Regions from separate parts of the Mus musculus genome. Here all the other regions are linked to region 2. A link is a loop called in an ENCODE intact Hi-C map of the cell type or tissue named here. Cell type or tissue: heart. All regions are shown on one strand. Region 1 holds the start of Oxa1l (oxidase assembly 1-like). Region 2 has its middle 26 kb from the start of Dad1. Region 3 holds the start of Gm41153 (a long non-coding RNA gene). Region 4 has its middle 2.7 kb from the start of Slc7a7. Region 5 holds the start of Ajuba (ajuba LIM protein).

Region 1 (5,000 bases), 130 kb before region 2:
GTCCATACAACCCTGCCTTCAAAGGACAATATTTTTTGCCTCTAGCAGGATAACTTAAGAGAGTGTCTCATGGCTTCCCTTCAGGCAGGGAACTTGCTTCCCACATCACGGTTCCCAGACTTCAGTCATCTGAGTGAGCATCATGGTCATTGCCCTTCCCATATTCCAAATCAACAGTACTTGGAATCCTTTTGTTCTGTGCTAGAAATTGAACTCAGGGCCTCACACACATCTGGCAAGAACACAGACCACTGACTGAGCTGGCCCTCAGCCCAAAATTCTCTTTAATTCAATTTTTTTTCCCAATCTTTCTTTCTTTCTTCCTTCCTTCCTTCTTTTTTTTTTTTTTTAAATGGTAGTGGGTGGGTGGGAAGGTTAGTTTTGGAGGCAGGATCTTGATTGCTCTGTAGTTCAGGTTGGCCTTGTACATGCTAACCAAGAGCTCTGTTACTGACTACATCCCAAGACATGGCTCAGGGGCTAAGAGCTCCAGCAGAGGATCCATTTTCCGTCGTTAGCACCCTTGTAGAGCAGCATACAGCCACTGGTAACTCCAGCCTCAGGCTCTCTAATGGGCACTCATGTACACATGCACACCGTCACACACACACACACACTCATAACACAATATGATAAATCTCTCTGAGAAAAATCCTACACAGGCTTCTAAGAAACAGTATTCAAAGAATCACACAGATCACAAACACACAAACTCACAATCACATTTCACTTTATTGGCTTACCACCACTCCTCTGGTAGTGTCTTGAATATAATACAAAATTTAATTAATTAGTTAAATTTATTTATTTATTTATTTATTTTGGTTTTTCGAGACAGGGTTTCTCTGCATAGCCCTGGCTGTCCTGGAACTCACTTTTTAGACCAGGCTGGCCTCGAACTCAGAAATCTGCCTGCTTCTGCCTCCTAAATGCTGGGATTAAAGGCGTGCGCCACCATGCCAGGCAAATTTAATTTTTTTGTTGTTTTGTTTTTTGTTTTTAGAGACAGGGTTTCTCTGTGTAGCCCTGGCTGTCCTGGAACTCACTTTGTAGACCAGGCTGGCCTCGAACTCAGAAATCCACCTGCCTCTGCCTCTCAAGTGCTGGGACTAAAGGCGTGCGCCACCAACCGCCAGGCTTAATTTTTTTTTATCTTGTGTGTGTGATGTATGTAGGCATGCATGCCACAGCATGTGTGGAAGTCAGAGATGAACTTTGTGTGGCGCCTTCTTCCTTCATTATTTATTTATTTATTTTTTTTCATTTTTGAGACAAGGTCACACTACACAGCTCTATGTTGACCAGGCTGGTTTTGAATTCAGAGATCTATCCATCTCTGCCTCCCAAGTGCTGGGGTTACTAGGATTGTGCCACAACCTGCTCCACCTTTACTTGGGTTCCAGGGTTGGCACTCGGTTTACCAGGGTTGCAATAGCAAGAGCTTTTGTACAGCAGGGTCATTTTGCCTGCCCTACAAATTTCTCAGCACTTTTAGGCATTTCCTCACTGAGTTGCCTGAGATGAGAATCTACTTCTACTCCAAACAGGTTAATATTAGGAGGAACTTAGGAGGAGTGTGAGAACTCTGCTACACATTCACTGTCTCCCGCAAAACAAAACAAACAAAACAACACAGAACCAAAAGAAAGGGGCCAAGAAGTCGTGCTCCTTTCCTCAGCGGGAACCTCTTACCTGGGCTTCTGCAAAGAGGGTGGCAGATGTACTGATGCAGCGAGGAGTGAAGACGGCGAGAAGAGCACAGGGTGGCCGCCCGTTACCCCGGCGGGCTGCGAGGAGCTCGGCGGCCAGCGGTCTCAGGGACACTGCGACGCTATGGTACTGACCATGTGAAAGGAAGGGAAGGCCTTGAGTCCCAGCCGACCCGCCTCTCCCGCAGACAGCCTGCGGTTGCAGCAGTGGGGCGCTGCAACTCTGCTCGCACAGACTACAGGCCCCGAAGCCATGCACTGGAGCGTGCAGGGTGCAGCTCCGGTTAGGGTCTCCCGCATCCTGTTACCGAAGCCCGGGGACGGGGCCCAGAGGTCACGGCTCAGGGTCGCAGGCAGTTTCCAAACAGCTACAGAGAAACCAGGCCACCAACCCCGGGACGTAACCCGGTGGTGCCCTCACGCGACCGGAGGTCATGACTCGCAGGTCGCAGTGACCAGGTCAGCATCTGCTCGTGACCTCAGCTCAGGTGACAAGGACAAGGCAGCATCCCCGCGCTTTGGACGGAACCTTACCGAACGCTGGGGTCGTAGGAGTCGCAGAAGCTGCCAGCGACCGCACACTAAATTCCTCGCCATCTTGCCGGGAAGAGGGAACTTACTCTCGCGCACGCGCACTCAGAACTTTGACGCTGCGGGGGAGGCCATTTTGGAAATGGGCAGGCAGTCAGACCTGACGTCACAGATCAGGTAGTGAGGGAGAATGAAGACAGGCGATGGTATTTGAAGTGGTTTAAAAAAGTCAAGATTCCGCAGAGATTGAAACTAAGAGACAGAGGCAGGCGGATTTCTGAGTTCGAGGCCAGCTTGGTCTACAAAGTGAGTTCCAGGACAACAGCCAGGACTATACAGAGAAACCCTGTCTCGAAAATCAAAAAAAAAAAAAAAAAAAAAAAAAAAAAAGAAAAGAAACTAAGAGACAGGATGCGCTGTTAAGTGGCAGTGTAAACATAGCATATTTCCTGTTTTCCCTTCCATTTCCCAAACTGTAATTGTTCCCTGGGTTAAAATAATTCTTGGATTAAAAATGGCCTTTACTCTTGGAATAGTGCCTCAAATCTATAATCCCAGCATTTGGGAGGCGGAGGCAGGAGGATTGCCTAAAATTCGAGGTGAATCTTGGTTACCTATTGTGTTTAAGGCTAGCCAGGACTGCAGAGAGACCCTGCCTGTCACAAGAAGATAATGAATAAACAAAATCTCAAACTAGAATTAACCCCACAAACAGGCAAACCAGAAAGGCGAAAACAATAGCTTTTACATCTGTGCTTGGCGTGGGTTTTTTCTTACTGCAAGGTAATATTGTAATTACAGATCCAATGAAATTTGAAAGTAGCCTGGAATCTGACAAAGCTATAGGGAAGGCAGTTTCCGGGAAATAACCGAGGAAACTAAAGATGAAAGTTGAACTTGATGTCTTGGATCTGTTGTCTCAAGATTGTTACTATCTATTTGTAGATTTTGTTGTGTATTTTTTGAAACTAAAAGCTTCCCTAAAGCATAAATTGAAATAAGGTGGGTATGGTGCTGCACGCCTGTGATCCCAGCACTGAAGAGGAAGCTGACTCAGGTAAGTGGTGAGTTCAAGGCCAGCCAGGGTTAAAAATGGAGACCTTATCTTAAAAAAAAAAAGTAATGTGAAAAATAAATTACTGCTCAGGAAGGAGGGGGTTGATCACATATACTTCTTCATATGCTACTAGATACTTTGGAGGAATAAAAACTTATTTATTTCATAGATGTCGTGTGTTGTATGAGTGTACATTCTCGGAGGCCAGAAGAGGGATGGAGTTAGAGGTGTTTGTTGCATAAGTGTTGGGATCTGAACTCTGGTATTCACCATGGTGCAGCAAATAGTCTTAACCGCTGAGCCATATCCAACCCCGAAATTTGCGACTTTTATTTTGGAGAGAGAGAGAGAGAGAGAGAGAGAGAGAGAGAGAGAGAGAGAGTGTGTGTGTGTGTGTGTGTGTGTGCGTGCACATATTCTTATGTATGTACATAGCAGCTCACAACCACATACACCTCCAGTTCCAAGAGTTCTGACACCTTTGTCTGTCTCTATGGATACTAGGCAAGTGTGTGGTACAAATACATATAAGCAAGCACAACACTCATATATGCATGCCTAAATGTCTGTCTGTCTATCTATCTATCTATCTATCTATCTATCTATCTATCTATCTATCTATCTATCTATCATCTATTGTCAGATGTGGTGGGAACAGGCCTTTAATATCAGCATTCAAAAGGCAGAGACAGATGTCTTTCTGTGAGTTTGAGACCAGCCTGGTCTACACAGTGAGTTCTAGGACAGCAAGGACTGCATAAAGAAAGTCTGTCTCAACAAACAAGCAAAGCAAAAATCAAACAAAAATCTTGGAAAATTTTATCTTTTTTGTTTAGGCAAAATTAAATATTACTTTAAGGAAGACAATACACGCTAACAATTTCAACAATGTAATAGTCACATTATTTAATATCTGATAAAATTTAATAAGCATGATGTTCAATAAAAAATGAACAGAGCTAAAAAAAAAAAATCAGGGCTGGAGAGATGGTTCAGTTAACCTGAGTGTGATTCCTCACACTCATACAGTGGGCTCAAAACAGTCTCTATTTCCAAATCCAAGAGATTTGATGCTCTCTGCTAGTTCATCGGGTATCAGGCACTCCACATAGTGCACAGACATACATGAGGGCAAACACTCATACACATAAAATAAAAATAAATGATTTTTAAAAATATGAAATATCAGCCAGGTAGTGGTGACATACACCTTCAATCCCAGCACTACAGAGGCAGAGGCAGGAAGATCTCTGTGAGTTCAAGGCCAGCCTGGTATACAGAGTGAGTTCCAGGACAGTCAAGGTTACACAGAGAAACTCTGTCTGGAAAAACAAAAACAAAACAAAATGGGGAAAAAATCTGAAATATTAGTAGGAGCAGAGAAAAGTAAAACAAGCCACCCAGAAACAACAGAACACAGTTTACCCAGAAACAACAGAAAACAAGCCACCCAGAAACAACAGAACACAAGCCACCCAGAAACAACAGAACACAAGCCACCCAGAAACAACAGAACACAAGCCACCCAGAAACAACAGAGATGATGAATTAGCAGAAAAGAATGCTGCAGTGCCAGGTGTCAGGGTTTAAAGGTTGGGGAAAAAAATAAAGAAAGAAAGAAACTATGAGAGCCAGAAACAAAATCCGAGAGACTTAGATTGAAGACACAGGGGATGCAGCTCAGAGGGTAAAGTGTTTGCCTA
Region 2 (5,000 bases):
TGAGTTCAAGGCCAGTCTGGTCTACAGAGTGAGTTCCAGGACAGCCAGGGCTACACAGAGAAACCCTGTCTCGAAAAACCAAAAAAAAAAAAAAAAAAAAAAAATCGCGTCTTGCAGTTTTGTTGACCACAGTCTTTTAGGTTTACCTTGGGTATTTCCTGCCCAGACTGACCATGAAACAGACCAGTTGCTCCCACAACCTAAACCATGTTATTTGATCCACTTCACTCTCAAGTTCTGCCAGTCCCATCTTACGTCTGTCTGTGCTTCTTCCATCTGGTGTTTTCTTTATTTTTCCTTGGTTGATAAATTTAATGTGGATGTTTCAGAGAATGGAAGGAACTGGATGGTTTCAAAGTGGATTTCAGGAGGGCTTCAAAACTGGAATCCTGTGGCCTCTCTTTTTGTTTTTGTTTATTTCTGTTTATTTATTTATTTTGGAGACAGGGTTTTTCTGTGTAGCCCTGGCTGTCCTGGAACTCACTCTGTAGACTAGGCTGGCCTTGAACTCAGAAATCAGACTGCCTCTGCCTCCCAAGTACTGGGATTAAAGGCGTGCGCCACCACTGCCCAGCCCTGTGGACTCTGGAAGGGTGGTATGCTCACATTTCCAGGACAAACACACCCTAGGATATTGTAGGACACACTGGCTGGAGGAGGAATGCTTCTCAGAAAACCTGCCTTGAGGGGAGGTGCCTGGAGCGATTGTATCCTGCTACTACTGGCTCAAGGAATCCTACAATCAGGGAAGCCCCTGGGGTGCCAGAGAGGAGGGAAAAAAATGTGTCTCCTCACAGGTGATACAGTGAGAAGCATCAGGGGGGCCATGGGATACCGTGGGGTCCTGTGGTCCTGAAAAAACTGTGACCTTGCAAAAGCTGGAAGTCATGGAAGGAGTAACAGATGTGCGTGATAGAAGCTACTGGGGCCACAGTCACGGGCGAGGTGGGGGACCGCTGCTGAGCGGGGGACCTGGCGGGCCCCAAGCCTATGTGAGCGCCGGCATCCTCACGCAGCAGGCTGCTTTTATCGCAGCATGGGTGCATCCGAGCAAGCGCGCAGGATTATGGTCCATCCTTTCGCTCGTGCTGCCATCCCACTGCTTTGTGTCTGCCTGGGGATTTCGGTTCGCGAAGCATTAGCATACCATTATCTCCTCAGACAACAGGGAGAGAAGGTGGGCATGCATTCCGGTCTCCGTGTGAATAATGGAAAATGGAGAGAGACAGGGGAAAGTTAAATGTGCCACGAAGGACACTGAAGCTTACAGACCCTGCTTTGCCTGACCCCTGCCTGCCTGAGGACTGCCAGGAAGATATTAACAGAGGCCATAAAATTACAGCCATTACGTCTGTCTCCCATGCTCACACAGTGCCCGGACTGTCTGTGCCTTGACTTTAGGCAATCTTGAGTTTAATTTACACACACTGAGGTGCAGCAAACCCAGGCTTTCCAGCTGGATGCATTTTGACAGGCATCTACCCCGATGTGCCCATCATCCAGGTTCAGATCAACCGCCCCGAATTCCAAACCCTTGTTCTCCTTTCCCATCAGTCCTTTCTCCCTAGAGACACCTAGCATGTGAGTACCTGTTATGGGCGACCCCTTTGGCCATTTCTTAAACTTTAGTTGTATGGAGTCAGAGTCCCTGAAACCTGACACAGTGTCTGCCCTTTAACAGGTATCCCGCTGGAAGAAAGCCTTCGTTTCTAAACTACCTGAGAGAATGTTGGTACAAAGAGGAGAACTGAGGCTGCGGGTTTACAGGCTACAGAGTGAAGTCATGGATCCTGGGCCTGCCGGGCCCCATATTCCATCTCCTGGCTTCCAACAGGGTAGTTTCTTTCTGGGTTTCTCTTGTAGCTAGGTCTCCTAAACCTGGGTAGGCAGTGCCCCCTGCTGCCTGAAGGCCTGACCCTAGACTCTTTGCAGGCAGAGAGGATCACACAAGTCTGGAGTCCAGTGACTGGCACAGGGCAGGACCCTGTGAAACAGAAGCCACTTGTCATTTTATTTTCCTTTGGAAAGAGTTTTTCCGTAGGATGCAGGGATTTTCTTTATCCCGAATAAACACGCCGAGGGAGAAAGCCTTTTGGTGGAGTACTGCTGCCCCCGTGTGGCTACCTTAAGACACTACAACAGAGTGGGACTCCCAAGACGAAAGTTTTTCAGGTTTCAGGTTCTGCGACTTCCTAGGACCCTGAGAGACAGATGTCCACTAGGGTTATCTCTTGACACTTAAATTTCCTCCTGGAGTGGAAATGAGAGCGAATGGGGCTTCTTGTGGAAGGTATCTGTTGGGGAACGAGCCTTAGCTGTGTGTGTAGGCAGCTGCCTCTTTCACAACCTGTCCAGCACAAGCTGGACTGGACATAGACTTTCTCCCTTGAACTAAGTATATAGACTTGTCTAATTTGAGGGCAATAGAGGTCAGGGGAGGGGGACTTCTTGGGAGTGGAGCCGCAGTGCCTCCCCAGCCGGCTGCTGTGAATGGGTGTTACCACCAAGACCTGCAAGCCCCACCCAATGTGCTCTCCGTGGCCTTCTTTTCTGCACCTGTGGTTGGGCTGCGGTGTAACGGCCCAGCCTACCTCTTCTGGGCACGTGGCCCGGAGAGATCTTATCTCTAACTCTGTATTTTTAACTCCTCTTTCCAGAGGATGTGGCTTCTGCGGGAGAGCTTCAAAGGGGGACCTGTTTGCCCATGTCAGCAGCCGTGACGTCATGGAAGTGGGAGGCTGTTCAGACCCAAACACCTGGAGGGAAGTGGGAAACTTTTTCCATTTCCTGTTCTACTTCTGGCTATTGATTCACTATCTGACCAGCTTACCCATTTCAGGGTGCAGCTGTCTGTGTGATTCTTGGAGGAAATCCTATGCCTTGTGTGTCTGTATGAAAGGAGACAGCTGTGTTACCCATGTGGCTTTTACCCAAAGCAGGGCTGGCGATCCTTCAGACTGCCCCCCACCCCACCCCACCCCCACCCGTAGCCAGTACATGCAAGAGTTACAGTATTTGACAGGTCTCTCACACTCACCTCTGGGAAATATCCCTCGGGGACCCAGACTTCAATCTTGTCCAGGGCGGGGTGGGCTGGATATAGACTTCCTGCTTTGTAAACCGGAAGCCCTTCTTCCCACATGTTGCTCGAGGAACTAGGTTTCAGTGGGTTTGTGTGGGTCACTGGGGAAACTGAAATGGACATTAAGTGACCTTTGGCCCTGGATGCTGGTTCTCATGTAGGACCAGAGTCTTTAGACTTTTAGAAGCCAGTGTTTCCTGGTAACTGTCCTGCAGGATTCAGTCAACAGTCATGAAGCTAATGTGAGTCTGAACTCTTCAAGGGCGCACCACTCAAGCTCTGATTATTCTAATAGTTTTTGCCAAGCTACTCTATTCCTTGCAAAACCGAGACAGTGGCTCACCTGGCCTCTGTTAACGCCACTACGTTCCCTCTCCAGCTCAGGTCCCTCCCAGTGACTGTGTTGACCGTCATGATGTCATCTGTTGGTATCTGTTGGGTGCAAGGTACTGCACTAGGTATGGAGGAGCTACTGGTGAGCAAGGTATTCCTCCTATCCGAAGGGTCATCTATAGTCCCTTGCCAACATGTCACCTGGTAATAAAACACTATTAGATTTGATATTAGACATGAGCTTTGGGAGTTGGATTTTATGGTATACCCCAAACAAAAATGAGACAAAACTAAACCCTTGAAGCCTCAGGGGGTGGCCTGAGTGGTCAGAGCACACACCTGTCCAGCCTGCCTGTTTCTGGACTGAACTGTGACTCCAGCTGCACCGGACAACGTTGCAGAACACTTTCCACAGTTCTAGCCTTGGAACGTGAAGGGTCCGTTTTTTTTTCTGCCTTCAGAGCTGGCCTGCAGAAAACCCCTTAGGGAGTAAGGGCATTTATCTAGACTCTAGAGATACCCATTTTACAGCTGGCCCTGGCAAGGAGTTTGCTGGGCTATGGGTGCCTTCTCTTCGGGAGTTGGTCCAGACTGGTCTGGGAGCAGTGGCAGCCTTGTGACCATTGTCATGTCTTCAGGTTTCCTCAGTAGCCTCTTCCAGACTAAGCAGTGAGAGACCCAGAGTCCGACGTCGAAGAGTCTCTGCCTGTTCCCCACACTTGTTCAGCTCCTGTGGAGATTTAGCCTCAGCTGTGGGAGAAAGTTCTTGTTCTGATTGGATGGCGATGAAGTTGACTTTGATCTATCAGTGGCCTCCTGTCTGCCTTGTCCCGGCCTCGCTTGAGTTGGGGCTGGAAGCTATCTATATTCACTTCACCGCTGTGGGAGGCCCTTCAAATCCCTGCCACGTCACCTCACTCTGGTCCTCAGGTGACGTTAGGGTTCTTGTGACCTCTGGATGTTGCTCTCTGGGGACACTGGGCTAGCATGGTTCAACCGAGGCTGGGCCTCTTTCACGTTTAGTGAGGAGGTCTGTCTTTGATTCCTATACTGCCTTCTAGGCTTCTTACTCTGTTCCATTCCCACAAGGTCCCCCTTCAGCCTCTGCATTATGGCAGCCAGTTTTTAGGAGCCCGGCATCTCCTCAGCCACCCACGCTTTCTTTGCCTGGATTTTTTTTTTTTTTTTTTAATAGAACAAAGTGAATTACCACTTTAGGAGCAAGGAAAAAAAAAAAAAGACAAACTAATTTGCCCTAAGTTCTTAATGGTTGATAAAGGCTTGCTGCACTAACCTTCCCATGGGCACTTTCATCTAATACAGGGAAGAGAATGGTTTAATTAAAAGAAATCCCCAGTGGTAGTCTTTGGCATCGTGTCAGACACTCGAGGAGGGGCGTGGGATTGAGGCTCTTCGCCCCTCCTCCCCTGTGTGTGTGTGAGGGTGGCCCTGTCATGGTGGTGTTTCCTGAGGCCGTCCCCGTCACTGGTCTCAGAAGGCTTCATTGTGGGCTAGAGATGAGGCAGTTTAGAAATGACGGGGTTCTGCGGTCACTCTAATCAGGGGTGGCCGGGAGAGGGAACAT
Region 3 (5,000 bases), 270 kb before region 2:
TACCCTCTCTGCTCTAGCTTTATAGAATTGGTGTATTTCGGGGCTCAAGAGATGGTTCAGTGGTTAAGAGAGCTTGAGTCTCTTCCAGAAGACCCGAGTTCAGTTCCCAGTACCCATGTTAGGTGGCTCACAACTGCCTGTAACTCTGGCTCTAAGAATTCAATGCCCTTTTCTGATCTCTGTGGGTACCACACACAGCTGGCACACACTCAGATAGACACATTTGAAAAGCATGATAGGGAGACAATGGGGACAGACTAGTGTTGGTACACAGGTAAAATGAGCACAGTATGCTACCTTCTAAGGTCCCATAGGGTTTCACCAGGGCCTTTTCTTAGTGTTTTCTGCCTTTTCTTCCATTCTTGTGCTATTCTCGAGGCAAGGATGGAACTCTGAAGAACTGGGGCCACTTTTATGTATTTAGTGTCTAGGTTTATTTTAATTTTATGCATATAGGCATTTGCCTGTATACATGTCTGTATGCTATGTGTGTGCAGTACCCACAGAGGCCATAGAGGGGCCTTGGATCTCTGGGGACTGGAGTTACACATGGTTGTAAGCTGCCATGTGGTGCTGAAAATTGAACCCAGGTTCTTTGGAGAAGTCTGTGGTTTTAGTTGCTGAGCCATCTCTCCCAGTCCCATGGGACCATTTTTAGTCACCAAGAAGAGCTTCTGCTGTGACCCTCTGGGAACGGACTCTGCTAAACGAAGTGTCCATGAAAGGAGCATGAGATCCATACCGACACTGGACACGTTTGTCCCTCTACGTGTATCTGTGCATCTTCAAAGTCGTCATTGCCCTTCTCCAACACTCTAGTGAGTTCTCCATTCTTCCCCCATTGGTAAAACCATGAGCAATAGTGTAAGAAATTAACCTTTATCCTATAAGTTCCCAAGAAGAACCTGTAGGGCATCCAAATACAAAGGACACTGGAACATGCGGGTGCATCCAAGCTTTCTCTGCCGGACAAACACCATAGACGTATTGAGAAACATGATGTAGGCTCAGCTTCTTGCTAGGAGGTGTGGGAACTGTCTCTTCTGTCAGGCATTTGGGATGCCTTAGGGAACTTTCCAGAGCTTGGTGGAAGGTGGGATGCCATCACCCTTCCTATGAGTACTTGTGCTTCTCCACCAGCTCTCTGTTTGACCTTGAGTCAGAGGACAGAGTAGGACTGCTCTCCATTACTTGCTGTGTGCGTCCCCTGTGTGATCCTCACAGTTAAAACTGCTCCTTTCTGTGAGCTCTTCTCAATGGATTTTATACTGGTTATCTGCATACATACATACACACATTATATGCATATATATACATATGTATACATACATGCATGCATACATACATACATACTGTACTGGCTAGTTTTGTGTCAACTTGACACAGATGGAATTATCACAGAGAAAGAACCTTCAGTTGAGGAAATGCCTCCATGAGATCCAGCTGTAGGGAATTTTCTCAATTAGTGATCAAGGGGGAAAGGCCCCTTGTGGGTGGTGCCATCTCTGGGCTGGTAGTCCTAGGTTCTATAAGAGAGCAGGCTGAGCAAGCCAGGGGAAATAAGCCAGTAAGTAACATCCCTCCATGGCCTCTGCATCAGCTCCTGCTTCCTGACCTGCTTGAGTTCCAGTCCTGACTTCCTTTGGTGATGAACAGCAATGTGGAAGTGTAAGCTGAATAAACCCTTTCCTCCCCAACTTGCTTCTTGGTCATGATGTCTGTGCAGGAATAGAAACTCTGACTAAGACACAGACATAAACTTCTACAAAAGGCAAGTTCCTGTTGAGATGGTTGTTGTCTACCAGTGTGTGGCCTTAGTTGGGGCAGCTATCTGCTGTTGACTTCTGAGCCCAAACCTTGATGGTATAGGGGTCTGAAATTTGGTAATATGCATTTCATCCTCTTTGTTGTGCTTAGCCTTCAGGAGTAAAGTGGGCAAGTGTCTCACACCAACGTGAGGGTTCCCATAGGTATCTGGGTTACATTCTCAATCACCTGACTCCCTCCATTATCTTAGCTATCTCTGAACCTTCTGGCCACTTTGACTTCCTCAGTGCCTAAGGACAAACCTCCTCTTTCCACCAGATGGCGCTGTGACAGCACTGCCATCTGGCGTTCTGTGGTCCAGAGAGGCCTCTGAGTTTACACCCAGTCTGCCTTTAGGCTCTGCCTCTGACCTATGGGATTATGGGAATCCCAGTTCAGTATCCAAAAATGGCATGGGCATTGTACCACAGGGCTCTTCATACTTGATGTCTACAACCTTTTCTCTTTTAAAAAAGGTGTGTGTGTGTGTGTGTGTGTCCCTCTGGGTGAGCAGTACCTTTAATCTCTTAGTTATCTTTCCAGCCCCCTACAACTGTTTACTAACCAGCTCTTACCCCTTGCTTTATATAGTTTTACCTGGGATAACAGATTTAAGACCAGTGAATTCCAGAGAGTCAAGTATTCCAAGAGTAGGTCTGTTGAGGGGCACCGTCCTCTGCTTGCTTGGCACAGCAGGGGTTATGCTATGCCAGAGTGTGGCTCCAGGCCTAGGAGCCAACCTAAAGGAGAGGACCTGAATTCAGGGGCAGGGTTCTGTGGAGATCCTCCATTCTTTACTGATCACTATGGCAACAGAATGCTAAGACTTTATCATGCTAAAAATATGGATAATTGCCCTTAGGTTTTAATTTGTCAGCTCTCAGCCTTCTAGGTGGGGTGATGGTTTTGTGGGATGTTAGCCTCCAGATTTACTTTCTACACTAAAGTACTAGAGGTTGGCTGGCGACACAGGCAGCCACTGGACTAGGACTTGGCTAGGTCCTAACTCGTGTCCAGAGCTCTCCCTGCCCCAGCCCTTCCATCCCTCAAGCCTATCTTACTTTATTCTTTGGGCCTATGGGAAGGGAACAAAAGAATGATATTCTATTTTTAGGTAGGAGCTGCTGGCTATGGCCCAGTCCCCTATAGTTATCGATTTGGCTGCTAATGTATCTTGAGTGGTGCGGGGACTATTTTTTGTTAGTCATTCTGAGGCTGCGAACCGGACCTCACAGTTGGCTTAGACTCTTCTTAACTGTTATACTCACAGACAGTTTCCCTTCCCTTTTCAGATGGGCCCCTATTTCTGTTTGATTTCCTCAATAGTCCCACCCCCGACTTTCCCCAACCATCCCCTTTCTGAACACTGGGTCTTCTACATCAGTCTTTTTTTACTCTATTCTTCTTGTTTGTTTGTTTTTTTTTTTTTTTTTTTTTTTTTTTTGGTTTGTTTGTTTTCAACACAGGGGTTTGTCTGAGAAGCCCTGGCTATCCTAGAACTCACTCCATAAACCAGGCTGGCCTTAAACTCAGAGATCTGCCTGCCTCTGGCCCCCAAGTCTGGGATTAAAGGCGTGCGCCACCACTGCCCGGCCTCTTACTCTGTTCTTACTTCACTGGAGAGAAAGACAACACGGGTGTAAGGAAACATCTAAGACAACTTTTGCGGTACTTTTACCCCATATAAGGTGGCAATGTCTAGTACATAACAGCTGGTGCCACTGTGTGTGACTCAGCGCTGTTACTCATCCCTCCGTAGGGGGCGGTTAGAGTAGAGAGAAGCTGGCAATGAAGAGTCCCTGTCCGGGCTAAGATAGAAGAAACCTCCCTCCAGTTCTCCCACCTGAGTACAGGTAGGAGGATTCAGTGAGACTCTGACCCAGATCCTTTCCTGGAACAGCTAGCATTATCCAACTAACCCTCGGTTCTAAATAGGCTTCTCGCTTGACTTGGGCTCTGTTGTAGGTTGGCTTCCTGTCGTTTTGACTAAACACTAGGCAAAAACAAGTTGGGGAGGAACGGCTTGATTTCATCAGTGATGTCCTCCACCATTGAGGGGATCCAAGGTGGGCACTTGAAACAGAAACCACGGAGGGACCGCTTCCTTCCCGGATTGCTTCCCCAGGTTTGTTCAGCCTCCTTTCTTAGACAGCCCAGGCCCACTTGCCTAGGGATGACCCCGCCTACAGTGGGCTGGGCTTCCTCCTTTCTTAGACAGCCCAGGCCCACTTGCCTAGGGATGACCCCGCCTACAGTGGGCTGGGCTCCTACATAAATTAGCAATTGAGACAATGCTCCACAGACATGTAACTAGAGGCCAGTCTGGTCCACTCAATTTTTCAGCTAATGTTCTCTCTTTCTAGGAGTGAAAGGTGACCGCAAAACCTAATCAAAGACGTCTCCTACTGTATGCTTATGTCTCTTCTAAGACAAGACCTTCCTTTGGTTTGCTGTGTTCCTGAGCTGGGGAGTTTGATACCTAGCACCATGTTTTGTAGCTTACAAGTGCTACTAACTCCAGTTCCAAGGGATCTGATGCCCTTCTTTGGTTTCCTATGGTATCCACACAGGTAACATTCAAACACGCACACATACCACACACACTTGCACACACATGTGCTAAATCTTTAAATAACTATGTTCTTTTGTTTGAGACATTGTTTTGTTATGTAGCTTGGCTGGCCTCAAACTCATAGTACCCAGCCCTGCTTCAGTCTTTCACGTAATTTTTATTTTATTTTTATTTTATGTGTATGAGCATTTGCCTACATGTTTGTCTGTGGACCATGAGTGAGCCTGACAGAAGAGGTCAGAAGGAGGGGGGCATTTGAGTCCCTGGGACTGGGGTTAAATATGATTGTAAATCACCATGCAGGTGTTGGGAACCAAACCTAGGTCCTTTGCAAGAGCAGCAAGTGAGCTTAATTGCTGAGTCATCTCTTGAGTTCTGGGATTACAGGATGGTTCACCAGGCCAGGTTTCTTCTGTGTGTGTGTGTGTGTGTGTGTGTGTGTGTGTGTGTGTGTGTGTGTGTGTGTAGACAGGATCCCACACTGTAGCCCTAGCTTGCATAGACTGTGTAGCTCAGGCTGGCCTTAAATCTGTGGCCACTGGCATGCGCTAGTTTCCCAAAGGCTGAGGTTACAGTTGTTTGCCACATCTGGCTTGCAGTTTGCTGTGTTTGTTTTGAGTCT
Region 4 (5,000 bases), 190 kb before region 2:
TGAATTCTTGAGTCCTTATCTGGAGTAATTTATGGAACAGCTGGCTGCCCGAAGGCCACAGTCACACCTGAACTGTGCAAATACTTCTTGTGCTGTGAAGTGCCACTCCCCTGGACACATATTTGTATGGTCTACATTTTCAGTGGTTTAATATGCCTACCAAGAAATGATATTTTTGATTCTGAATATAAAGAGGTTCGTCTAGTTTAAACTTTAAAAGTTTTATTTTATTTATTTTTTATTTATTTTATGTTTTGCCTGCATGTATGTCTGTGTGAGGGTGTCAGATCTCCTGGAACAGGAGTTACAGACAGTTGTGAGCTGCCATGTGGATGCTGGGAATTGAATGTAAGTCCTCTGAAAGAGCAGCCAGTGTTCTTAACCCCCGAATCATCTCTCCAGCCCCGTAAACACTTTTTTTATTAGTGTGTGTGTGTGTGTGTATCCACAGTGCATGTGTAGAGACTAGAGGACAACTTTGAAAAAAAAATTTTTTTTGAGACAAAGTTTCTCTATGTATCCCTGTCTGTCCTAGAACTCACGATGTAGGCCAGTCTGGGTTCAAACTCACAGGAGCTCACAGAGACCTGACTGCAGGGAATAGAGGGGTAAACCCTGCATACCACGTGTGGCCAGAGGACAACTTTTGGGAGTGGCTTTTTTTCTCTGTCCTCTGTGGGTTTCGGGGCTTAGATGAGCTTGTCAGGTTTTGAAGGCAAGCTGTTTTTCCTGCAGAAATATCTCCCCAGACCTCTCCTCGTTTTCAGTCCAGGGTCACATTTTCTCTGTTTCTGCAAAGTAAACATTTAACAGATATTTAAATAACAGTGGTTTGAAAAGCTGCCAACTTTAGGAATGTGCCCAGGGTGGCACAGGCCTAGTTGGTTTTTACCTAGTAACTCAGACCCGTTGTTGACAACTCCTCAGCCAATTAGAGATCTGAGCTGGGACCTCGCGCTCGCTGATATCTGAGTCCAAACTTGTCTGTACCCACAGGTGGCCTTTGTTGGTGTTCGTTGGCCTCCTTGGTTTGTTTTAGATGCTGAAATGGCACAAGCTGTTGAGCTAGGACTGCTGAGTTTCACTGGCGGGATCTTGAGATCAAAGGCATAAATAAGCCCAGAAGGCAGGTTGGAGAGTTTTAGGACACAGAGTGGAGGAGAGGCTCGGGAGGGCGCTTTCCTTTGCACTTAACTACTCAGCAAGCTAGGGCCACAAGGAAGGCTCTGGGCTGAGGTGGGGAGGAGGAGCCCGGCAGAGGAGATGCCCGGGTGGCAGCAGGCTCTGAGGACCTCCCTGTCTGACCAGGCAGTCTCAGCTCCGGCTCGTCCTCTGGCCCCTCCCCACCGCCGGCCAGAGTCACACATGTGTTTTCCTGTTTTCCATTTCGGTCCCAGGCACCCTCTGCCTTTTCTGCTCCTCCGTGTCAACAGCTGCTGAAGTCACACCCCCATTCTCTAACTACCACCCCTCACCCCAGTGTGCTGCTAGCCCCCTCCTCCCTGCACTTGCCCAGAGGTCTCCCGGACAGGTAAGAGGAGGGGAAGCAAGGGCAGTGGAAGTGTAGGGAGCGCAGGGGGAGGATGGAGTACCTGAAAATTGGCCAAAGAGAGAGAGGAAGAAGAACCTTATTTCTTGGCCCCTATCCCTGGCACTGTCTAGGTAGAGCTCTCTGTCCGGAGACTTCAGCTGTAGTTAATGGAAGCTCTGGTCAGAGCAGTAAACAGTTTTCTTTTTTTAATTCACTTTTTTTTTTTTTTAAGGAACGGTTTGAGCTATAGTGGAATATAGAAAAACAAATGGAGAACTGGAGAGGGAGGGGCTATGGAGCTATGGAGGCCTGGTGAGGAATCCAACTACACTAGCATGTATCTGTTTTGTTTCTGTTGTTAAGGGAGGCAATGCAGACCAGTTAAAGAGCGGAAGGCAAGGCTTGGGGTCTCTCAGGGGAGAGAGGGTGTTCTCGCAGTAGCTCACTGAGCTTGGCAGAGGAGTCTAGACTCCGAGCTGTGTGTAGGTTCCCGGAGGAAGGGCATTTCTGGTGGTGCTGTTGAAGCATGAAGCATGGTAGTTCAGCACTGGCTAGCTGCTCTGCCAGGCCCTCCGTGCCTGGTGTTCTGCTGCCTGCTCCCTGGAAGGCCTGGACTGGGAACTTCTTTAGGCTCTAGGATGAGTGTATTCTTTTCTGGAATAGCCATGATGTCCTTAGCGATGAGCACAGCAAAAGAAAGGGAAAACGACAAGCAGTGTGTCAGCATCTGTAAAATCTGCCCTGGCTGAGTTCCTCTAGAGTGGTGGAAGCGTTACAGTGAGAGCCAAAAGGGGTGTCTTCTTGCCTTTGGTGCTAGGCAGTGGTTGAGGAAAGAGGGGGCACTTCCATGAATGGCAGGCAGCCTGTCTTGCCTGGTTGCAGAGGCCTTACTGGCAGCTGGAAAGAGGATTCCATTTGTTGTACTTCCTGGAGAGACCACTAGGGCATGCTGTTTGCTGGGGTGTGGGTTCCATCCATCCTTCAATTCCTTAAGGACTTCACTGGTTTTTGTTGTATATTTGTTTGTTTGTTTGTTATCAATCATGAGCTCAACCTCCTGGACCCTCACATCCTTTTCTCCCTTATTCTTTCCAGGGATTCACATTTGAGTCTGTACTCCACTGACGGCAAGGGCATTTTGATCCTAAAAGGGCAGGTGTCTTGATGTGTGTTTCTGTGTCTTCAATAGAAGTCACAGTACTCTGGGTAGACATTGTCACTTCTCTCTCTCTCTCTCTCTCTCTCTCTCTTTTTTTTGTTTTTTTTTTTTTTGGTTTTTCGAGACAGGATTTCTCTGTGTAGCCCTGGAGCTCACTTTGTAGACCAGGCTGGTCTCGAACTCAAAAATCCACCAGCCTCTGCCTCCCAAGTGCTGGGGTTAAAGGTGTGCTCCACCATGCCCGGGCGTCACTTCTCTTTTTCACCCCAAATGACAATGGGAGGTGCAGCCGGAAGGCAGTGACAGTGATTCCACCCAGGCTGTCCCCCTAAAGACTGCAGATTGCTTTCCAATCTAATCTTAGTCCGCCCTAGGTAGGTAACTCATTAGGGAGCCACCTGGGGTGGCTTCCTGTCTAAAGGGATGGTCTGGTGACCAGAGACAATGACGGGCCAGAGAGCTGGAAGCTGAGGAGACAGCACAGCTGTGTGATCTTCACTGCCTGCCTCCTCTCCACTTGGCACCCTGCAGAGTGTGTGGTACCTGCTTCCTGGCTGCATACTTTCCATCGAGCTAATGCATTGAAATGCACAGTGGGGTGTCTGGCCTGGACAAGGACTCAGGCAGTGTTAGCACTACCATCATGGACGTGTTTCAGGGGAGGCTGGGAGGAAAGGGCAGTGTCTTCAAGACGGATCTCAGATGTATGTAGGGCTGCCTTGTGAGAAATGCAATCTTTAAAATTTTTTTAAAAATTCATTTTTATGTGTATGGGTGTTTTGCCTGCATGTGTTTATGTACCGTGTATGTATTAGTAGCTATGGAGTCCAGAAGAGGGCATCAAATCTCCTGAAACTGGAGTTGTGAGCTGCCATGTGGGTGCTGGGTGTGGTGCTCGGGTCTTCTCAAGAACAGAAAGTGCTCTCAACTGCTGAGCCATCTCTCCATCCTCAAAGCACAGTTTTTGGGAGGCCTAAGCCCAGCATCCCATCTCGGTTTAGCTAAGAACATCAAGGGGCTGGGCTGGGAGGGTGAGTGAGCATAGAGATGAACTGTCTCTGACTATTTCTGTAGAATAACCAAAGAGTGAAGAAGAGGTAGAAGAAGAAGGGATACACAGTTGGGTTTCAGAACAGGTAAGCTGCCAAAAAAGGCTCAGTATACCAGAGTTAAAGTCGATTATAAAGGTAGAATAAACTGTGATTTCAAATTGTAGAACTTTTTCTGTTTATTCTGGGCCTGTCTAACATAGTTCAGTGAAACCTTATTTCCACACTATTTTTGTGCCTTGGGGGTAGGTAAGCGCTCTACCATTGAGCTATACTCCAACTTTCCATACACACACACACACACACACACACACACACACACACATACACACACACATTATTATTATTATGTTAGCTTGTTTTTTTTTTCTTTTGAGGCAGAGTTTCTCCTCATAGCCCTTGCTGCCCTAGAACTCACTCTGTAGACCAGGCTGTCCTTGATCTTTGAACTCAGAGAGCTCCCTGCCTTTGCCCCCAGAGTGCTGGGTTTAAAGGTGTGTACCACGGTGCTCAGCTAATTTTTTTATTGTAGTGCGCGCACGCTCGTAGAACAGTAGGAAATTTTCTCCTTCCATCATGGGCTTCATCTTGGCAGCCCCTCTCCCCCTCCCCCACCTTTGACATGGGGTCTCTAGTCTGGCCTTAACCAAATAGGACCCTCCTGTCTCAACCTTCTGGATGTGGGATTACAGGTATGAGCCATTCACGTCTGGGCCTCCATATATTTTTAAGAAATGGAGGAAAGCTTGTACTGAGACCTACATAGGAAGTTTTGGGCGCTCCAGAGGTTGTAGTGTGTTTCCCTAAGAATGAAAGAGCATAATGGTGGAATGGAGTTGGATCTAGAAGTTTGATCTCATTTCTGAACCATATTTCTTTTGAAATCGCTCGAGGGTCAGACTTTGGGGGTGATGCCCCGGTTTAGAGGCAGCCACCCCTTTCTCTGCATGGGGAAGTGTACAGCGATCTCACTTAGAGCGCCACATGGGGCGTCTGAACCACTCCCATACTTCCGCCAATCTCAGCCTGTGAACAATGCGTCCCATTCTCTAACCTTCCTGCCTTTCTTGTTTCGGGTGAGAGAGAGAAGTGAAGTTTGGGTGGGCCATGGAGGGAGGACACATGGGGAGAGGTCTGTGCCACCAGTGCTCTGTACTTGGTAACTTATTAGACTCTCTGGGGTTTCAGAGAGCACACCCAGTTAGTTAGCTGTCCCTTCCTCTGGGCCTCCTGTCCCGGGGCAGAGCTGACAAAGGAGATT
Region 5 (5,000 bases), 350 kb before region 2:
ATGCTGGGGGTTTAAAAAAAAAAAAAGAAGAAGAAGTCAGATATGTCAGCTGGTCAGTGGTGGCTGGCACACACCTTTAATCCCAGCACTCAGGAGGCAGAGGTAGGCAGATTTCTGGATTCCAGGCCAGCCTGGTCTACAGAGCAAGTTCCAGGACAGCTAGGGCTACACAGAGAAACCATGTCTCAAAAGACCAAAAACCCCAAAACCAAAACAAACAAAAACAAACCAAAACAAAAAAGAAGCCAGCTGTGTATATAGAGTATTATTACAGTTTTTGGTGATGAAGAAGGCTTGCTAAAGTCAGGCCTGGTAGCATGTGCCCGAAGCTCTAGCATTCAGGAGGCAGAGGCAGGAGGATTTGATTTTGAGGACAGCTCTCACAACAGTCAAATTCTGTATCAAAACAAAGGGCATGGTGACTTAGTGGCTCTGCTGGCAAGCATGACAACCCAAAGACCTTCATGGTAGCAAGAGAAATGTAAGTGGTCCTCTGGCTTCCACATGAGCATCAAGGGGTGTGCTTGCATAAGTGCACGTGCACGTGCTCACACACTCATACACACACACACACAGATACACACAAACAAATATAAATATGATCAAAAATAAATAAAAGAGGGCTGCTTCTGGAGCTCCAGCCCCAGGCTGGACTTCCCCTGAGGGCATGAGCCTACTGGGTGGGGCGTGCTCCATCAGGGCGCCTCTTTGTCCTCTAACAGGAAGTTTCTGCTTCCTATTACCCCAGCTGTTCGTCCCAGCTATGCCCACTGTAGCCAAGCCAGACTTTGGGTAGGCCTTTTTAGGAGCTTCAAAACTTTTCTTACGTTTTCCTCTTCTCTTTCATCTAGGGTGGTGGTACACAGCTTTAATCAGCACTTGCGAGACAGAGACAGGAGAATCTCTGAATTCAGGGCCAGCCTGCTCTACATACCATTCTAGGATAACACAGAGAGACCCCATCTCAAAAAACTAAATAACAGGGTCACTTTCCTCTTCACCCCCAAAGTCAAAACTTCTAAATATTAGAGGTGTGCTGAGACCTCAGACATCCCTGGAAGACCCTCAATCATCCTTGCATCAGGGGGTAGGGGTGGGGGTTGGGCAGGACCCTCATGCTAGTTGTGAAAAAGCTGCCCACAATGGGTTGCAACCTGACAGGTTACTTCGTTACTGATGTTTTTAGCCTCAGAGGAAAATTTAGAGATCAGAGAAAAGCTGTAGTCTTGACCAGGGACAGACTGGCTATCTAGAGAAATCAATTCTGAGTTAAAATACAACTTAGACAAAGAGGTCAGTTTCCTTGTCCTTTTGGTGTGGTTTGGGGACGCCCCGTAGCCCTGACTGACACTGAACTCACAGATCATCTTGCCTGTGCCTCCCTGAGTGCCTGGGTTAATTGCAGTGTCAGAATCCCTGGCCTTTTTGTTTTGAGAGAAAGGTTTATGTAGCACAGGCTGTCCTAGAACTCACTACATAACCCAGACCGACCTCAAACCATCTGTTCTCCTGGCTTCAGACTTCTCAGTGCTGTGAATAGGTACGCAATGCCTGCCTTCTCCTCCCCACTCCCTAGGGATATAAAATTATAAAAGATTCTCAAAATATACAAATGAAAATAATATGCATGAGTTGTGTGCGTGTCATTTTCATAGACCCTAAATACAAAAAGGAAGCCAGATGTGGTGGCCCAGACCTTTAATTCCAGCACGTGAGAGGCAGAGGCAGGCAGGTCTCTGAGTTATAGGCCAGTCTGGTCTACAGAGTGAGTTCCAGGACAGCCAGGACTACCCAGAGGAACCCCACCCCCACCCCCACCCCCACCCCGTTTGGGGGTGGGTGGAAAGAAAGTAATTTCCCACCATTTCCTATCTCTCACCATCTGAGGTGTTATTTTTGGATAGAAAACAAAAGCTGCCTGGTTCTGGTTTTAGTCAAGCGTGTCTTTCCTTGATCATTGGTCATTATTACGTCTTACCCCTTTCCACCCTCAACATTTATCTAGTCCACTCCCCTTAAGAATGGCTGTCCACTCTGCCATCAGCCTCTTATGAGGAAGCCATGAGAGGGTCGGAGTTGGGAGAGTGTAACCTTGCCTGAAAAAATCACACTTTTTGATCTCTAGCCACCTAAAATGCTCGCTAAAAGTTTCACTTCTCAACACCAGGGGGTGTCTCTTCCCGTGTCTCGCTCTATTGCCCTTAGGGTTGCCTTAGTCCAAAACCTTTCTCCGTGTTTTTATGTACACACTAAATCTTCCTCTTGTCCCTCTAGCGACAGGGATCAGCCTGTTATTTTCCTCGCTTCTTTTCATATAAGCACATAAACCTCGTATCCTCCCACTCCACCATCAGAGAATCATGGGGCTAGAAAGTGCTTTTTTTATTGCAGCTTATCTGTTTGTCTCTCAAGTCTCCGGACCAACTTGTCCTTTCCCTGCTTTATGCATTCGTTGGTCTTGCAGCTCCCACACTTCTTGCCTGCGCCTCCTTGCCTCTCAGAGCTATCTTTACACACGGGTCTCTGGACCTCCTACATATCCACCTTTCATCTTCCTCTTACGGTTGGCCCCCTGTCTTATCACTTCTGTGACATCTCTCACCGTCTCCCCCGCAGTCCTCACTCTAGGAACAGTATCACGATATTTCTGTAGAACAAGCCCTTTTCTTCCCAACGTTGATGGATACATTCCACAGTGCCCCTCCGCGCATTCCAACTGTAAACAAAGAGTTCCTTTTCACTCCCCCTCCCCCAGTCTAAACTCTTGAATTTTGTGGACGCAGCTGCCCAATCTGCCCCTTGACCTTTTACGTCCTGTCTGCAGCTCTCCACCTCGGAGGCAGCTTCCACAGTTCCCTGCTTGTGATGCCCAGGAAATCCTTGCGCGGACACCTCAACCCGGGGTGCACACCGCGCTCCGCCCTTCCCGGAAAGTAGATCCGGCCAGGCAGACAAAAGTTTGGAGAAGTTGGGTCCGTGCAAGTGAGAGCCAGGGGGGCGGGCCGGGCCGGCGGGCGGTGGCGCGAGCGGACGCGTGGACAGACCTGCGGAGGACAGCCGCTACCGTGGGCCCTGCCAGCCGCGCGCGGACCCTCTCGCTGGGGCATGCTTCGGGATCGCGGGCACCCGGCACCTGGGCCGCTCGCTGAGCCCCCGTGAGTGACTTGCATCCCAGGAATCCGAGCCCCGGGGAACTCGAGCCCGGCCTCTGGCCGAAACACTGCAGCGTGCCGGGCGAGGAGGGGGCTGCAGGCCCCAGATCCGTGGGCATGGAACGGTTAGGGGAGAAAGCCAGTCGTCTGCTAGAAAAGTTGAGACTCTCGGACTCCGGCAGCGCCAAGTTCGGCCGCAGAAAGGGCGAAGCGAGCCGGTCTGGGTCTGATGGGACCCCCGGAGCAGGCAAGGGACGCTTAAGCGGGTTGGGGGGACCTAGGAAGTCAGGACACCGTGGAGCGAATGGGGGGCCTGGAGATGAACCTTTGGAACCGGCCAGGGAGCAAGGGCCCCTGGACGCCGAGCGGAACGCACGCGGCTCCTTTGAAGCGCAGCGCTTCGAAGGGTCCTTTCCCGGGGGGCCGCCGCCCACTCGAGCCCTGCCTCTGCCTCTGTCGTCGCCTCCTGATTTTCGGCTGGAGACCACGGCTCCAGCCCTTAGCCCTCGCTCCAGCTTCGCCAGTAGCTCGGCCAGCGATGCGAGCAAGCCATCTAGCCCCCGGGGCAGCCTGCTGCTGGACGGAGCCGGGGCCAGCGGAGCCGGAGGTAGCCGGCCGTGCAGCAATCGGACCAGCGGCATCAGCATGGGCTACGACCAGCGCCACGGGAGCCCGCTGCCCGCGGGGCCGTGCCTATTCGGCCTCCCGCTGACCACTGCTCCTGCGGGCTACCCTGGAGGGGCTCCGTCCGCCTACCCGGAGCTCCACGCTGCCCTGGACCGACTATGTGCCCATCGGTCCGTGGGATTCGGCTGCCAGGAGAGCCGTCACTCGTACCCCCCGGCCCTGGGCAGCCCCGGAGCTCTAACCGGAGCCGTGGTGGGAACAGCGGGTCCTTTGGAGAGACGTGGGGCGCAACCCGGACGACACTCGGTTACAGGCTACGGGGACTGCGCCGCGGGGGCCCGTTACCAGGACGAGCTAACAGCATTGCTGCGTTTGACCGTGGCTACCGGTGGGCGAGAAGCGGGTGCTCGCGGGGAACCCTCGGGGATTGAGCCGTCGGGTCTGGAGGAGTCTCCTGGTCCCTTCGTTCCAGAGGCCTCCCGATCACGGATACGGGAGCCAGAGGCCAGAGAAGATTACTTTGGTAAGTAGGAAAGAAGAAGCTAGGGAACCGAGAGACCGGTCAATGTGTGCGGTTACCCATCGCCCCGACAGCACAAATTGCTGGGGCCGGGAGTTGCAGGTGGAGACCCCAGATTTTTCTAATATGGAAAAGGGCGGACCCTAGAGCACTTGCTCAGTCCAGCCAGGTTTCTAATGGAACCAGGCTGATGATCCCTGACAAATTCAACTCTTGATTTTTCTCGGGAGTCCCATTTTTCTCAAGCATCGTGGCACGACGGCCTGTCGCAGTAGGAGGCCTCGGAAGGAGGAGGAGGCGCTGCGGGGCCAGGAGAGCATCCTCTCGCGCCCCCCTCGCGGCTGGGCTCCTGCAAGCTCCGGCGTGCCGCGCCCCCACCCGCTCCTTGCTCCACCCGTAGGAATTCGGGGAATGCGCGGGGGGCGGGGCGGGCGGCCGCGTGCGTGCCGACTCCTGCCCTGGCGCTCCAGGTGCCGTGGGCGACGCCCGCCAGGCGGAGGGGTGGGGAGCGTGTGCTTGCGTTGGGGGATGTTTGCTAGCTCCCGCGCAGTCTTGCCTGCTGTCGGGGAAATGGAGCCTGATAGGGAAGCCTGATAGGAAAGCAAGGATTCAAGTCCTGCCCGGTCCCGCCCCAGTCCTGATGGTGAGGTGTGTGCTGGTGGCCTTTTAAAATAGGCCAGTACCTATCCGCCTGTTTTCAC

What was found. Peaks named below come from ENCODE experiments on the same cell type or tissue, not always from the same donor. Only the 100,000 strongest peaks of a DNase experiment are listed, where the experiment ranks them.
Region 1: it touches region 2 in a loop (2.4-fold over the local background); 6 of 42 quality-filtered maps call a loop at or near these places.
Region 3: a loop joins it to region 2, with 11 times the contacts of the local background. A loop is called at or near these places in 12 of 42 quality-filtered maps.
Region 4: a loop joins it to region 2, with 4 times the contacts of the local background. A loop is called at or near these places in 26 of 42 quality-filtered maps.
Region 5: it touches region 2 in a loop (8-fold over the local background); 8 of 42 quality-filtered maps call a loop at or near these places.

Annotation. Positions count from the first base shown.
Region 1 is chr14:54,358,161-54,363,160 of GRCm38, reverse strand. Oxa1l (oxidase assembly 1-like) reads right to left here and starts at 2,320. Exons shown (of 10, transcript NM_026936.3): 1 at 2,244-2,320; 2 at 1,693-1,839. The coding sequence starts at 2,306. In heart, a CTCF peak has its summit at 1,954; a DNase peak (open chromatin) is centred at 2,240; H3K4me3 peaks cover 1,753 bases; H3K27ac peaks cover 1,573 bases.
Region 2 is chr14:54,225,205-54,230,204 of GRCm38, reverse strand. No RefSeq gene overlaps it. Among named protein-coding and RNA genes, the nearest start is that of Dad1, 26 kb to the left of the region's middle. In heart, a CTCF peak has its summit at 2,106 (motif pointing left); DNase peaks (open chromatin) are centred at 1,984, 2,614, 3,034 and 4,884; H3K4me3 peaks cover 2,100 bases; H3K27ac peaks cover 3,492 bases.
Region 3 is chr14:54,491,506-54,496,505 of GRCm38, reverse strand. Gm41153 (a long non-coding RNA gene) reads left to right here and starts at 3,593. Exons shown (of 3, transcript XR_874629.1): 1 at 3,593-3,659; 2 at 3,772-3,931; 3 at 4,170-4,193. In heart, a CTCF peak has its summit at 2,082 (motif pointing right); no DNase peak of the experiment used is centred here.
Region 4 is chr14:54,410,411-54,415,410 of GRCm38, reverse strand. It overlaps a transcript of Slc7a7 not described here. Among named protein-coding and RNA genes, the nearest start is that of Slc7a7, 2.7 kb to the right of the region's middle. In heart, a CTCF peak has its summit at 2,465; DNase peaks (open chromatin) are centred at 1,490 and 2,390; H3K4me3 peaks cover 828 bases; H3K27ac peaks cover 1,500 bases.
Region 5 is chr14:54,575,534-54,580,533 of GRCm38, reverse strand. Ajuba (ajuba LIM protein) reads left to right here and starts at 2,873. Exons shown (of 8, transcript NM_010590.5): 1 at 2,873-4,302. The coding sequence starts at 3,270. In heart, a CTCF peak has its summit at 2,171; DNase peaks (open chromatin) are centred at 703, 2,943, 3,683, 4,693 and 1 weaker place; H3K4me3 peaks cover 3,289 bases; H3K27ac peaks cover 3,432 bases.